Regions from separate parts of the Homo sapiens genome. Here region 2 is linked to region 1. Evidence: read pairs that join two places in POLR2A ChIA-PET (ENCODE). Cell type or tissue: MCF 10A. All regions are shown on one strand. Links, peaks and the distances in the headings refer to the core of each region. The heading gives the core; the rest is flanking DNA.

Evidence for each region. Peaks named below come from ENCODE experiments on the same cell type or tissue, not always from the same donor. Only the 100,000 strongest peaks of a DNase experiment are listed, where the experiment ranks them.
Region 2: POLR2A ChIA-PET joins it to region 1 with 5 read pairs; 2 of 35 experiments call an interaction of 5 or more read pairs at or near these places.

The regions. Positions count from the first base shown.
Region 1 is chr11:129,605,993-129,611,391 of GRCh38, forward strand. No RefSeq gene overlaps it. Among named protein-coding and RNA genes, the nearest start is that of LINC01395, 8.6 kb to the right of the region's middle. In MCF 10A, for the core only: no CTCF peak of the experiment used is centred there; a DNase peak (open chromatin) is centred at 2,899.
Region 2 is chr11:129,668,669-129,674,067 of GRCh38, forward strand. No RefSeq gene overlaps it. Among named protein-coding and RNA genes, the nearest start is that of LINC01395, 54 kb to the left of the region's middle. In MCF 10A, for the core only: no CTCF peak of the experiment used is centred there; no DNase peak of the experiment used is centred there.

The sequences.
Region 1 (5,399 bases), core at 85-5,084:
GGGTTCACAATGGTGTTAAACCAGTTTGCCCCATCTCATCACTGTCTACACTTGACAAGACTGCTGTTTGCACTACACTCACACTGACAGCCAGGACACAAGTATTCATGCTTGAGACCCAAAAGAGAAACACCTGGCTATGACTACCTGCAACTATATAGTTTCTTTTTTTATTAAATAGCTGCATGATCTATTTCCAGGGGAGCAGGAACTTCCAGTGGAGCCCAGGCTGTAAGGGCGTACCTCTCTGCCCTCGTCTCCTGGCCTCCTTCCCACCATCTAACAGCAGGGTTCCAGGTTTTCCCTCTTTTCTGAGCACCTAGGATTCCTTCCTCCCCTCCCTGCCCCCATCCCTCCAATGCAAAAAGGCAAAATAAAGCATAGAGTTTTGTGCCAGCTTCATCCCAAAGTGGTACAGTGATTCTCAGTCTGCCCCAAAAGCCAATTACAGGGAAGAGGGGCCTGAATTCTTACTTAATCAGGGAAATATTGCTTCCACTCAGAAAAAATGAAATCACCTTAGTAGGGGAGAAAACTCTTTCTAAGTTGGCTAGTCCCTGACAATAAGAGAAAATCACTAGTGGCTGGTATGTACCTATGTCTGTAGAAGGCCTAAGTTGCCTCAGTTTATTCTTACCCAGCACAGGATGGGCTGGTGATTGGATGGTAACTTAAAGTCATAAAGATGAGGGACATGAAAGAGCTATGTTAAATCTAGGATGACCCAGATTCTTCCCGAAACTCACTAGAACATAAGCTCTGTCAGATCAGGGGTTTCTGTTGCTTGCAACTGCCAAGGCTTTCAACAAATTATTAAATGAATGTGTGAAAGCCAAAGTGGATGGATGATGTGGGTCACTGACAAGCCTGTCTCCATCTGCGGATAGAATTTCTAGCAAAGGGAAGAGCGGAGAGGTCAGCCCCTCTCACCCTACCCCTAGGGATGTTGCTATGCCCATCACACCAGCACCAAGCCCCTTCATTCCCTGGCAGTATTGCTAATAATACTAATTATTCTATGCCAGGTGATTGACACTCATATTAAAGCTAAACTTCACAATAACACGGTGAGGTAGGTGTCAGCATTCTCATTTTATAGATAAGGAAACTGAAGTTCACAGAGGTTAAGTAACTCGCTCCTCATCTCAGTGAAACAGCCAAGTAGGAATTTTAATATAGACCTGACTGACCTCAAAGCTCACTGTAGATTATCAGGATGTGAAGGGATGGGTGATATCTACTTGTGTGTTATAATGCAGAGGTTCTAAAAGGACACCATGTGCCTCCTATGAGGAAAAGCCATCCCCAGTCAACTCCAACACAAGTCAACCATTTCCATCTTAATGTTATTATTTAGAGGATTGATGTTATTGGTTACTATTGTGTCCTATCGGAATTCAACTAAAGTTTGTAATACATTTGGATGGGTTCTCACTGATTTATATATAGTGCGAGGCATAGATACCCCATCTTCCACAAGAATGAAAGCCATGTCTTTTAAGAGATGCAGGCTCTATTATACTTGGAAAAACATTAGCCATCATTTGAATATTCATAGAAAGACCAAGAACCTGGCACTAATCTCCAGACACTTAAACACCATTTAAATAGTTCCTTGATGCAACATTCTTACTGGTTAAGTATTATAAACAATTGTGAATCGTATTGTGCCTACCATAGAAGTGATGTCACTTCACCATAAAAATCACAAGATTACATTATTACACACAAATCAGACATTCTCAATGATTTATGTAGCCAAATGCCAGACTTCTAGAAAAGAGCTGATGTGGCACTGTAGACAGGCATCTAGTATGATATGGTTAGGAGTCTCCTTGGTCTGCTAAAGTCTGCAGAAGATATTGAAGTAAAAATGACCACATCTGTCACCATTAAGTAAAGGACAGAAGGCAGAACTGGGATGGGGGCTCACGGACAAGGGCTAATGGAAAGAAAATGAAAACCACCTTTTCTCAATCTCCTCTCCTGGCCTTGGACTAAGCTCCCAAAATATGTGGCAATGGCCTCCATAGTTTCTTAAGTAACCAATTAACAAGTCAAGTCAATTTTTAAACAACTGACTTGCACATTTTCCTCTATCTCTCTGATCACCTTTCTAACAAAATTCCTCAAAAGAGTTGTTGATATGGACTATCTCTCATTTCTCTTCTCCAGTTCTGTCTAGAACCTTTCAAACTGCCCTTGACAAGGCCACCAGTGACCTCTGTGCTGCCAGATTCTGTGGTTGGTTCTCCAATCCTTGACCTTTCAGCCACATTTGACAGTCAATCACACTGTCCTTGGATGGAAGGCTGGAGTTTGGGGCTATTTTGTTCACTATTGTATCCCAACTTCTGGAACAGTGCCTAGTGCATATAGGTGCTTCATAAATACTTATTGAATAAATTGTTCACTTCCTGGAGGAGGTGAACATAAAGAATAGGTAAGAACTAACCAGGCAGGTGAGGACGGAAGAGAATTCTGGCCAGAAGAAATAGAAGTTCAAAGCTACAGAGGCCTGAGAGGACTTGGCAGATTCAGTAACATCCAAGTAGTTCTGAATGGTTCTGAAGGATGCTCTCCATTAATTCCCATCTCCATTCAGGGATCTCTTGCAAAGTGGGGCCCCTTCATCCCTAGGGCGATTAGGCCATTTCCTGGCTTGTTTCAGAGAGAAGCTCTTGGAGCCTGAGACTCATTGCCCCCACTTTTCCAGCTCAGGTGCTCTCACCTGAGGGGCAACAGCTGCAGGTGAGGGCAACGGGAAAGGAGAGAGGGAAGAGAGAAGAGAAGGGACAAGCTCTCAGATTAATCCTGTGAGTTCATCACACCGGAAAGGTGGATCCAGAAAAGCCACGTTTGGCAGGTAACGGGCTCTGCCTGTGTGACTCAGCAGCCTCCAGCATGGCATCCAAGCTGAGCTGGTTGAAGTAAGCCTCGTTCCCCAAGGCCTGATGAGTGAGCTTGTAAAGGGCTCGCTGAAATGCCTTGCAGAACCACTCACTGTTCCAGCAAGATGCTTTAAAACCAGGCTCAGAACTAATCCAAAAAGAAGGAGTCTTGATCCAAGTTCACAATGCATGTGAATAAGTCACCCAGCATCTGCCAGCAGGGTTTAGTTCCACGTAAACTGGGAATCAACAACATTCTGTTGGGTGTGCAGCCCATTAGTAAAGGGCCACTAGTTCTCAAAGACTCTGGGATTGAGATCCTCAGCCTCCACAACAGGGCCGCTTCACGCGCCTCTTGCTTTTCTCACCAAAGCATCTCAGAGTGTTTTCCCAGGACGGACGATTTATCCCATTCGGTAGATGAGGCCCAGAGAAGCTAAGTTCTGCCTGCAACCACCCAAGTCAGCTCCTGGGGTCAGAATTGAGACCTAGACCTGCCAGCCCTGTTGTGGCCATTGGATGGCATCCTCTGAGGGACTCTAGAGGACAGCAGAGGCCACGGGGCAAGCCTTCTTGCATGGAAACTGGTGGGCAAAAGGGATGGGCAGGTGTAGGGGTGGAGCACTGAGAACCTCTCAGCACAGCAGAAAGAACAACTCAAGCACATGTCCTACCTGAGGTGTGCCAATGCTATTTTCTTGATAAATAAAGGACATCGTGCTGAGAGTAGTTGTATAACCATAAAAGGTTGAACTGGAAGGGGCCCTGGGAGAGCATCGATCCAACTTCTTTTGTTTCTTGGTGAGGAAATGGAGATCCAGAAGGTCTGTTTCAGTTGCTCAAGGTTGCACAGTTGATTTATGCTGGTGCCAGCTTTGGAAGGCTTGTATCTTCAGCACAGATCCTGTGCTCTTTGCAAATGCCAGTCGTTCTCACACTAATTCTGTTTTTTGACATCGCCTTGAAACCAGGTGAATCTCCCCCTCTAAAACTTTAGGTAGCTCCTCCTCTCTGCTCTTCTGACCTCTGAACTGAAACCACAGAAAGACATCACAGTTAAAGTGTGGGTGGGCCCTGATCGGCATTGGAATTGAAGATTTAAAACCTCTCGAATCTTCTGCTTATTTGGTCTTGGAGCCAAAACTAACACAGCCTGAAAAGAAATGCTGGGAAACCTCCGAGACACTCTTGGAGAGGCAGCTTCTGGGAGCTGGTGAGCCTGGTTTCACTGACAAGGTCAGGCCCACTCTGGGGCATGTGTGTGAGGGAAACATGTTTGGAGCCGTGCTCTCAGCCTACTTGCCTGGGCCTTCCATTCCACTAAGTGACGATCATGGCTCTCGGCAGGTCGGCAGCTGCCAGTGGGAGGCTCTCCCATCACTCACTCACCCACCAGGTGTTCTTCCCAGCCACCACAGCAGCTTGGCAGGGAGTGCCACCGCCAGGGTGCTGATGGGCAAGGCGGTGCAGTGCTTGCCCCTCTGCCGTCCAGGTGTCAACAGATGGGATATGGATCTGCCCTCCCTTAACAAATAAATAGAACTTTTACAGGCTGAGTAATCCCACATGGGATAAACCAGACTGCCAGTTACCCCAGGTTTTCCAGCCAGGATCAAGCCTCTTTAGTCCTGGATCCCAGAGCCCATCAGAATTCTTACGGAGTGGTATTTCCAGACCGCTCGTTATCCACCGGGTAGCCGTGAGGCTGCATGTCCCTCACACTGGAGTTGCAGGGAGCCAAGTATTCCTGGAGTTCCCTTTGGCAAATGTCCTACCTCAGTTCCCACAATCTATGTTCATGGTTCTGTGCAGATGCAATCAGTTCCTCCCAGTCAGCCCCAGGAAAGAGTGAAACTGCTGATGAGACAACTTAAGGAAGGGGCACTCTCTCTTGCAGGGAAAGACATCCACCCCAAACTTTTTCATTCTTCTCCTAGCTGCTTTCTGACCTCAGTGAAACGGGCAGGGAGAAAAACTCTTTTCATCTTTCTGCTGATTGGCTTCCAATGCCAGGCCTCCAGTGAAGCAGGTAGTCTGGCTGGGTCCTGACAAGTGAAAAGGGGATGCTGGCAAGGTGGACAGAGAGCAGGCTGGAAGTTGAGTCCTGGAGTTCCACAGCCACCTAGGATAAAGCTCACAGTGTTAACGTAGTAAGAGCACCAGGCTAGGAACCAAAAGTCCCGGGGTTTGAGATGCTTGCTTAGGTGTCGCTTAACTTTCTTGAACCTCAGTTTCTTCAGCCGTAAAATGGGGATAGTAATACCTTCCCTGCTCACTCCACCTAATTATGAGTTAGAATAAATGAAAGCTTTTGGAAAGCCAGTGAGTACTCCCCAGAAACAGGTTTTCACTTTGCCCTTGTTCCTTGGTTTTGGTTTTTGTTTTTTGCTGTTGTTGTTTGTTTTGGAGACAGAATCTCGCTCTGTCACCCAGGCTGACTGCAACCTCCGCTTCCAGGTTCAAGTAATTCTCATGCCTCAGCCTCCCGAGTAGCTGGGACTACAAGCA
Region 2 (5,399 bases), core at 325-5,324, 63 kb after region 1:
TCTTTATCATTATTATCATCATTGGTATTGTTTCTCCTTCACTTCTGTCTCTTGCAAACCAGATATTTGTTTCCCTCACACAGCACCTGCTTTAGAAATAAAATAAATTACAGAGAAGGAATTAGTAAACTAGATTTGCTCCTTGAAGTGTATAAAAGTTGAGTGTATAAAGGATGGGAAGGTGAGAGAGTTTGCTATGGTTTGGATGTGGTTTGTCACCACCAAAATTCATGTTGACATTTAAATGCCAGTGTGGCGGTGTTGGGGGTGGGGTCTAGTGGGAGGTGTTGGATCATGGGGACAGATCTCTCATGGATAGATTAATGCCGCCTCTCGGGAGTGAGTTTCACTCTTACAGACTTGGTTAGTTACCATGACAACAAGTTTTTCCTTCTCATGTTTCATCTCTTTGGACATTCCCACTCCCCCATCCATTTTCTGCCATGAGTTGAAGCAGCACAAGACCCTCAGAGATGGGCTGCTCAGTTTGGGACTTCCTGGCCTCCAGAATTGTGAGCCAAATAAAATATTTTTTCTTTATGAATTACACAGTCTCAGGTCTTCTGATATAGCAACATAAAACAGACTAAGACAGGGTTCTCTAGGGTATGAGAGTATGAAGAAAAATTTCTAATTTTCTGGTTAAAGAAGTATTTTGGGCAAGAATAACAGGTATCCAGAAAGAACTCTTGCAATGAGAAGTGTTGGCTGTCTTTCCTTTTGTTCAGGGGCACTGTCTTTGGGGACATATTTGATTCCCAGTAGAAGGAAATGGCAATAATGTATAGTTGGATGACACTATCTTCTGCTCCTTCATGCCCCCTTAAGATGTTGTTCACTCTTCCATTTCAAACATCCAGAACAAGGCAAGCATGGACTTCCTAGGTCTAGGAGGAGAGAGAAAGGTACTGGTTGCTACCTAATACCATTGAATATCTCAGAGCTGGGAGAATTTCCACTGAGTCTATGTCTGGAGACAGAAATGACTGCTCCATGGTGGGAAGCCAATCTTAGCTCAGGTTCTCGCCATATTTCTGGGGGACTACTGCAAGAGCCCCCATCTGGTCTCTCTACCTTCAGATTAGCCCAATCTGAACCACCCTTTACAGTGCACTCAGAGGGATCTTCTAAAATGTGAATCTGATGACATCCGCTTGAAACCCTTTAACTAACCTTCTATACTTTTTAGGATAAGATTTGAGACCCTTAACATGCCAAACAATGCCTTCCATGTGTGATTTTTTTGTTATTTCTCTAGCATCATTTTTCACCCTACACTTGCTGCCCCCAGAGAGACACCTATATCTATTATTTTGGCACTTTAACTGACATTACTTCCCACTATTTGTTAAGTTCAATCCTACAGACATTTATTGAGCATTTATTATGTGTCAGGCATTGTTATGAGGCTACCGAGATGAAGAAGACAAAGTCCCTGACCTCAAGAAACTTGTAACATGTGGAATGTTCTTTCCTACCCCATTTTCTGGATGAACAAACTGGCCATCTTTGAAGGCTCAGCCTAAGTGTTGCAGCAGCCTTAAAGGCCTTTCTGGCCTTGCCAAGACAGAACTGTACCCTGTGCCTATTTCTATAACATCTAGAACACTGCTGCACAAAGCCAGTATGAGATAAAGGAGCTCGTTCCAGAATTTAAACCAATGCACTGCTTTTTTATAATAAAGAAAGACTTGGTTCCAAAAATAATGTCAGCTAGACTAAACAATGTGCTTAATGGTGCTTGCTTGTAACAAATACTTTCAGACCAACAGTTGGCCTCTGGACAGCTGAAGGAGAGAACAAATAGAAGGGTAAGATATAGAATTTTCAATATATAGTTGCTGAGAATTGAGAAATTTAATAATGCAAAAGAAATTTATAGCTAGTAAGCCAACAAAGAAAATAAAATGGGGGCATAAAAGAAATACATATAGGCCAGAAAAGAAAAGAAGAAGGAAACAAAGAGCAGATGGATAAATAGAAAACAGACAGCAATGTAACAGACTTAAACCCAAACAGATCAATAAATACATTAAGAGTAAGTTACCTAAACAATCCAATTAGAAGACAGATACTGTCAGATTGTATGAAAAGGGAAGATTCAACTATATGCTGCCCACAGGAAAACCTTTCTATTTTTTAAATTTTAGATTCAAGTGCTACGTGTCCAGGTTTGTTACATGGATATATTACATGATACTGAGGTTTGGGCTTTCAACTGAACCCATCACCCAAATAGTGAATTCAGAGCCCAGAAGATTATTTTTTAATCCTGGCTCCCCTTCCTCCCTCCCCCGTTTTGGACTCTACACTGTCCATTGTTCCCACCTTTATGTTCATGTGTACCCAGTGGGGAAAGCTACTTTAAACATAAAGACATAAATAAGTCAAATTAAATAATAACAAAAGATATACCATACCAACATTGATCAAAATAAGGCTGAAGTAACTATATTACTATCAGACAAAATAGATTTTCCAAAGCAAAATATATATATTACATTATATATTATGTATAATATATTACATTATATATTATGTATAATATATTACATTATATATTATGTATAATATATTACATTATATATTATGTATAATATATTACATTATATATTATGTATATTACATTATATATTATGTATAATATTTAATACATAATATTAAATTAAATACTAAATAATATAATATTACATTATATATTATTAAATTAAATTTTATATATCATTAAATTTAATTTAATTTATAATTAAATTATATATTATATATAAATTATATGTATTATATATAATAATATATTATATATAATATAATTAATATATATAATTATATATTATTTATAAATTAATATAATTTAATTATATATTACATATTAAATATTAAATAATATATTACATTATATATATTTATAATATATTATATTAAATAATATATTACATTATATATATTTATATAATATATTAATTATATATTTATACAATGTAATATATTATATATTATATATATTTTATATAATATATATTATATATTTATATAATATATGTTACATATTATATATAATATATATGTTACATATTACATATAATATATGTTACATATTATATATAATACATATTTTATATATTATATATTATACATATTTTATATATATTATATATAATACATATTATATAGTATATATTATACATATTTTTATATATTTTATATATTATACATATTTTATGTATATATTTTTTATATATTATATATTATATATACATTTTATGTATTATATATTTTTATATTATACAATATAAAAATATATAATATATATATTTTACATCTATGATATATATTTTTATATTATATATAATATATATCTTATATATTTTTATATATTTTATATATAATATATTTTATAGATTATATATATAATATATTTTTATATATTTTATATATATAATATATATTTTTATATATTTTATATAATATATATTTTATGATATATATATATATATATATATATATATATATATAAAACCAGGGATAATAAGGATCACTTCACAGTGATAAAGGGGTTAATTCATAAAGATAAGATAAAATCCAAAATGTTTATTCCCCTAATAACAGAGCCTCAACATACACGAAGAAAATAACTGAATTGCAAGAGAAATAAACAAATCTACCATCATACTTGAACATTTCAATACTCCTCTTTCAATAATTGATATAACAAATAATTGATATAATAATTGATAGAAAGTAAGAGTACATTCAATTTGAGCAATGCTATCAACTAATTTGATCTAAATTGCGTTTACAGAATACAGCTTCCAACAACAGCAAAACACACATTCTTTTCAAAAACATTTACAATGTTATACCATATTATTAGCCATCAATACATTTAAAAGGATTCAAGTCATAAAAAGTATATTTTATGACCACAATGAAATTAAATTAGAATTAACAACAGAAAGTTCTGTGGAAAAATCCCTTAAATATTTGGGATTTGACTAACGGATTTCTAATAGCTCATGGGTTAAAATAATGGGAAGGTAGAAAGTATTTTAAATAAAACAAAGATGAAGAAACAACATAACTAAAGAATAAGATGCAGCCAAAACACTACTTAGAGGGAAATATATTAGAAAAGAGAAAGGCTGCTAATCAATGATCTTATTTGCTACTTTAAGAAACAAAAAATAAGAGCAAAGGAAAACCAAAGTAACCAAAAGACAGAAATAATACTTATCAGAGCAGAAATTCTTGAAATAAAAACAGAAAACAATAGAGAAAATTAGTGAAATTAAAAGTTGGTACTATGGGAAGATCAGTAAGATTGACAAACCTCTAGCTAGACTGGTTAGGGGGAAAAACTCATCGCAAATTACCAATATCAGGAATAAGAGAGGTACCTTCACCACAGATTCTTTAGATTTCAAAAATATAACAAGGGAATGTTAAGAATAACTTTTTGCCAATCAATTTACAATTTTAAATAATTAGGCAAATTTTTTGAAATAAAAGAATTACTAAAACTCAAGAAGAAATGAAAAACATAAATATCCGTATATAAATAAGTTTTTTTTTTTTTTTTTTTTTTTTTTTTTGTAGAGAGGGTCTTGTTATGTTGCCCAAGCTGGTCTCAAGCTTCTGGCCTCAAGTGATCCTCCTGCCTTGGCCTCCCAAAGCATTGGGCTTACAGGCATGAGCCATCACATCATGCTGATAAATTAAATTTTTAATAAAAAACTTTATCTCAAAGAAAACTGCAAATTCATTGGAGTAAAGAGTACATCACAATCACAACTTCTTTGTGATGAAGATAACACTGATGCCAAAACTAAAGATACTTCAGGGATAGAAAACTAAAAGGCAATATCCTCCATAACGAGAGATGCAAAAATTCTTAACAAAAATTTAAAAAATAAAATCTAACAATATGTAAAATGGATAATGGTTGAGTTTAACCCAGGAATGCAAAATTAGGTTAACATTCAAACATCAGTCAATGTAATTTACCATATTGACAAGTATTTTTTTAAAAAACAACCATACAATTAACATACACAGAAAAAAAATTATGAAATCTGACATCTATTCCTGATGGGTATGAGTCTATCTTGTGTGTTGATGGAATGTGGAACAAACGAGGAGAGAGTAGCAGGAGATAAAATCAGAGAGATCGCAGGGGGCCATATCATATAGAATCTTGTAAAGACTTCCTTTTTTTCTCTTAGTGACATGAATGACATTGGAGGGATATGAGGAGAGGAGTGACATTGATTTAATTTAGATGTTAACCAAATTGCACTTTTCGATGTATTGATAACAGACTTGAGAGGTCAAGGACAGGAGCAGACACTCCATTTGGGAGGCAATTGCAATGATGCATGGCATTTGCCAGACGGTAGTGGTTT